Linked DNA regions of Homo sapiens: region 1 is linked to region 2. Evidence: chromatin contacts called from ENCODE Hi-C data. All regions are on one chromosome and are shown on one strand. The core of a region is the stretch at or near the end of the contact, and the rest is flanking DNA. Distances in the headings are between cores, read along the strand shown.

Region 1 (2,700 bases), core at 201-2,700, 2.4 Mb after region 2:
GTTTTAATACCCAAATGTACTCAAAATCTCCACAATGCACTGCACCTACCCCTGGGATACTTAACCAAGCAATCGAGCTGTATTTCTAATGAACCTTAACTGCTTCCTGCACTTTCCACTCCCCTGTCCCAAGTTTTCTTTTCTTTTTCTTTCTTTCTTTCTTTTTTTTTTTTTTTTTTTTTTTTTTTTTTGAGACGGAGTTTCACTCTTGTTGCCCAGGCTGCAGTGCAATGGTGCAATCTCGGCTCACTGCAACCTTCACCTCCGGGGTTCAAGCGATTCTCCTGCCTCAGCCTCCCGAGTAGCTGGGATTACAGGCGCCCGCTACCACGTCCGGCTAATTTTTTTGTATTTTTAGTAGAGACGGGGTTTTGCCATGTTGGGCAGGCTGGTCTCAAATTACTGACCTCAGGCGATCCACCCACCTAGGCCTCCCAAAGTGCTGGGATTACAGGCGTGAGCCATGCTCTCGGCCCCCCAAGTTTTCTTAATTCTTCAAGAGCTTTCTTGGGATTACAGGCAGATTACAAACACTGTGAATACTTTCACAGAAAGCTAAAATAATTTTTTCAAAAGACCATTCTTTTCCTTGCCCCACTGTGAAGCAGGATATTAAGGCTACGAACACCTAGCTTCAGGGCTATGTTCAAGAAAGACAACTTACCTCATCTGCTTATGCAGTGCATATGCTTCAATCAAAGAATGCACCATACTGGCCTAAAAACATCAGCGTAAAAAAAAAAAAAGAAAAGCAGAAATAGTCTCTTTAAAGTTTAATTCAGCAAAATCCCCGTCAATCTCACCATCCTGAACAAAGGAACGGATTAATTTTGTTTCAACTGGCTTCCCTTCTGTTAACAGTTACAATACACTTTAGACAATACAGATACAAAGTATCAAAATCACTAAGGTGAAAGCTACCGGGCCTTAGGCAGGTGATGGAACACCTTCCCCCTGCAGCTTGTTTTCCCACGACTTCAGCGGTCCCCTATGAGTGGAAACTGCGTCCTCTCCCCTCCTCCGTACCCCCTCCCCCACTCCTACCTGTCCATTGGACGTCCCGAAGAGACATGCTGCGCTCTCAGAAACGATATGAGAACACTTCCTTCTGATACAGCTTTAGGTATCTGATACAGCTACTCGAAATTTCTGAAGATTTCCCCCAGCCCAGTGTCCTCTCCGCTTCCTAACGCTCTTTCGTCCACCGCCCCCACCCCCACCCCCAAAGCCCATGGTCTTTCATCCCGACTTCCCTTACCCGTTTGGGGATCTTGGCCAGGGAGTCACACATACTGACATACTCGGGACTATAGATATAAACCGGGACCAGCGACTGCCCACTGTCCGCCGGTTCCTCCGGCTCCTCCATCTTCCGCTTAAAACCGTTCCGCAGCCACCTTCCAGATCTGGCTTTTTTCGGACTCGGCCAGGGTTCCAGTTCCTGCTCCTCTGATCGGCCGCAGCGGTGCTCCCTGGTCAACATTCCCTCCTATTCTTGAGATCGCCGGAGACACTATCACCGCTCCCCATCCTATTGAAGGAATGGATGGGACTTCCCAGACCAGACTCCCCTCATTTAGTGACCACAGTTCAAGGAAAAGGGTTTGGCAGATGTAAAAGTCCAAATAGCTGTCAATTAGGATCGATTGTTTTTATGGCACAAATAAGTAGGGTCAAAACTAACCATCCTTGTTGCCCTACGGGGCCATTTGAGATGAAGTCAGACCAGTTTCACAGCATGCTGGGAGATGTAGTTTCCGGAGGTTTGAGCAACGGAAGAGCCGGGGCTAAACACTAAAATAACCGCGATTTTTAGTTTCAGCGCTAAGACCAAAAAAAAAAAAAAAAAAAAGTAGCCTCAACTCTTTATGAATTGTTTCAATCTGCAAACACATCCATTTCATCCATTTAACCATATAAACACAGATAGAACGTGGCCACCTAGAGCCCCCACCATCCAGCTACATCAGCTGCCTATCCTAAGGATAGGCTTTTTTTTTTTTTTTTTTTTTTTGGTGGGGGCGCTATTTAATGGCACAAATGGTTTGAAAAGTTTACACAGTAAATTCTGTGATGCAATTTTATAGTTCATTTCTTTTCATCATTAACTATCCATGTCCACATGAGAGTTAACAATCTCAATAATTTACTCTGGCAAATCTGATAGTACTTTCCCAAGAGACTGGCTGGTGCAGTGGAAATTGCTTGGTAGATTCCGATCAAGCAATGATGTCAAATGTAACTCCTTGAACATTCATGTGGTAGGAAGGTTGCAAGCAGTGGTGTTTGGAAACTGCAGCTCTTCTCCTCCTACCTCCTCTTGTTTCTGCAGCTAAACATAGATTAGGGAAATATTTTAGGTTTGGTGTGAGGGTCCAGTTTAAGACTATCTGAGGCGGTTTTAGAATTACCATCAGCATTTGGAGGTTCCTGGAGGCCCCTATGATCTGATACAAGCTGGCCAGTGCTCAGGATCTTAATTCTCATGGCAACCTAAACTGACTGACTAACACCACTGGGACAACCTAATATCCTTACTATATTTAAAGTCTGGCTTGCTTTTTAGACTTTAAACATTTATTGAAGATTGTGACATGCACATTGGCCATATTATCTCATTTCATCCTTGCAACAGTCCTATAAAGGAGGTTGCAATACACCCATTTTACAGATGCAGTTTAGAGAAACAACATTCAAAAT
Region 2 (2,700 bases), core at 113-2,612:
AGCCTCCTCTCCCTCTTAGGAAGCACTGTTCTAGTTTGGGGCTTCAATCTGTCCCACATTAAAGGTCTTCATCTTTCTAAATCCTACCCAACTGAAGGTTAATGGAGTAGAAACAATTGAACGCAGAAGTCACTGACTTTGTCACAAACTGGCTGGACAAGTCCCTTAACCTTTCTGGTCTCAAGTTTTTCCTCCGATTTTGGGGGTTCCCTTTAAACTTTGACATTCTTCTATGTGACCGCATGTCATGTCTAAGAAGCCTTCTGAACTACTCCTAGCATGGGATGACTTGCCCTTTCTTGCTTTTCCAACAGCCTGTGCAATACAACATATCACCTATTTTATACTGTCCTATATTGCCCTCTAGTTGTTTTTTAATGAAGCTTTTTTTCTTCTCAACGATATGTAGTTTAAAATACTAGTTTAAAAGTTTATTTTCAGGGGTAGACAGTGTGCCTGCTACTTAAATCTCCTAGGACAATTCAGGCTGCGTCCTAAGGTAATCAGTATGTATTTATATTGCTTTGTTCAAAACAATGACGTCCCTTCTTTGAAGTCCTGAAATTATGTTTTCCATCAGTTCTGTCCAGTAGAAATATAATGGGAGCTACAAATATAGTTTTAAATTATCTGGCAGGCACATTTACAAAGTGAAAAGAAAGAAGTACAATTAATTCTAATAATATATTTAATCCAACATATCCAAAAGACTATCATTTCAACATGTAGTCCATGTAAAAAGTATTTACATTTTTCATTCTTTTTTTTTTAAATGTCTTTGAAATCTGGGGTGTTTTTTACACTTGCAGCACATCTCGATTCAAAATAGCCACTTTCAAGTGCTTAGTAACCACATGTAGCTAGTAACTACCTACTGAACAATGCTGTTCTGCATAAGTTGGCTGCTTTCCAAACTGATCACTTTTTTTTTTTATTCAGATAATGACTGATACTGAGTACTCAGGCTAGCCAGAGTGGTGCAAAGATGAGTCAAATTCATTCTGATAAGAGAGATTTGTAAGTCACTAGCAATTATACAGCGTGGTAGGTGCCATGATAGAGATGCATAGGAGAAACCCAGACTTGGCGGCTGAAGGGCACAGGGTGGAAGGCGGTAGAGAGACAAGGAAGGTTGCACAGAAATAACATTTGATGTAGGAACTAAGTGCACGAAGGGAAGCCGGCTGTGCGGTGACCGGAGTTGCAGGTTGCCAATCTTGCTGAGGGGGGCTCCACCGGACGCCGGCCTACGGGTCGTAGGCGTGTGTGGGGTGAAGGGGGAAGAGGACGGGAGAGGATTGGCTGGGAGGAACCCGGAGCTCCATCTGGTGGGTGGACGGAAACCGCAGGGGGGCGCTACTTGCACTTCGCGCTCAAGCGACCGGATCTTCAAACCGTGGGAGTGGTGCGGCGGCTAGAGTCCCTGGACTCCTCAACCTAGGGAGCTACTCGCGAGGTAAGGGGCGCGCCAGACTGGCTCCTAAAACGCACTCGCTCGTCCGCACTCCTCGCGCTCCGAATTCAGCCTCGCCTCACCCGGGCTTCAGAGCCCACAGAACTTCTCAGCCCCGTGTCGGCGACGAGGAGCTCATGGTAAAACAGCGCCTAGGGTTTTGCTTGTTTGTTTGCTTTTAACAGATGCCTACGACTTGTAACGGGCTGCCTGGTAAAATGAGTCTATGGAAACGGTTGCCAGGGCCGGCTAACAGCGGCTCCCGGAAGTCCTTTGATGCTTTGTTAACAGTGAAGCTACTGGACCAATGAGGTGCTTCTTCCGGTTTTGTCCGCGCTCGCCTAATTCTTCTTTATCAAGGTTGCCTTTGACCCCGGAAAAGAGATCTTCCGGGTTCCTCTCTCCCCAAGATGGCTGCTGAGGACGAGTTACAGCTGCCGCGGCTCCCCGAGCTGTTCGAAACTGGTAGACAGTTACTGGACGAAGTAGAAGTGGCGACTGAACCCGCCGGTTCCCGGATAGTCCAGGAGAAGGTGTTCAAGGGCTTGGACCTCCTTGAGAAGGCTGCCGAAATGTTATCGCAGCTCGACTTGTTCAGGTATGGGGGAAGATAGTAATAATGGCTGAGAACGAAGGTAATAATGGTTACCAAGGGTGGAGCCATTGCGCCTGAGTGGAGGGGACCTTTAGTGGTGAGAACGTTTCGTTCCTACTTACCACTGCGATCTTGTGTACATTGTTTACATTCCCCACCTCTCTTCCCAGATGGTTGATATCTTACGACTCTGCTTCCTAGCGTCTGCTGATTGCATAGGCATTGGGTGTGAGCCCTCAGCCACTTTCATTGAGTGAAACTGGCCGCTGTTCCCCGTGCCTCCTCCCTCTGGTCCACTCCCAGCCCAGCCTCCCACTCCGTCCCCCAGAAAGCAAGGGCCACAATTTGAATGCCTAGTCAGGCTTCACTGCCTCCTTTTTGCTCTTCCAGCCGAAATGAAGATTTGGAAGAGATTGCTTCCACCGACCTGAAGTACCTTTTGGTGCCAGCGTTTCAAGGAGCCCTCACCATGAAACAAGTCAACCCCAGCAAGCGTCTAGATCATTTGCAGCGGGCTCGAGAACACTTTATAAACTACTTAACTCAGTGCCATTGCTATCATGTGGCAGAGTTTGAGCTGCCCAAAACCATGAACAACTCTGCTGAAAATCACACTGCCAATTCCTCCATGGCTTATCCTAGTCTCGTTGCT

The links. Hi-C counts contacts between places; a loop is a spot of excess contacts on that map. Pooled maps may share reads with other maps.
Region 1: a loop to region 2 is called in a pooled map, with 16 times the contacts of the local background. The contact joins the promoter of HDAC8 here to the promoter of IGBP1 in region 2. A Hi-C loop is called at or near these places in 2 of 37 single-sample maps with no recorded cell type and 9 of 50 pooled maps.

The regions. Positions count from the first base shown.
Region 1 is chrX:72,571,393-72,574,092 of GRCh38, forward strand. It overlaps HDAC8 (histone deacetylase 8), which reads right to left and starts at 1,451. Exons shown (of 11, transcript NM_018486.3): 1 at 1,259-1,451; 2 at 665-717. The coding sequence starts at 1,369. RefSeq lists an enhancer at 1,414-1,543.
Region 2 is chrX:70,132,085-70,134,784 of GRCh38, forward strand. It overlaps IGBP1 (immunoglobulin binding protein 1), which reads left to right and starts at 1,363. Exons shown (of 7, transcript NM_001551.3): 1 at 1,363-1,456; 2 at 1,639-2,051; 3 at 2,439-2,700. The coding sequence starts at 1,864. RefSeq lists an enhancer at 1,782-2,241.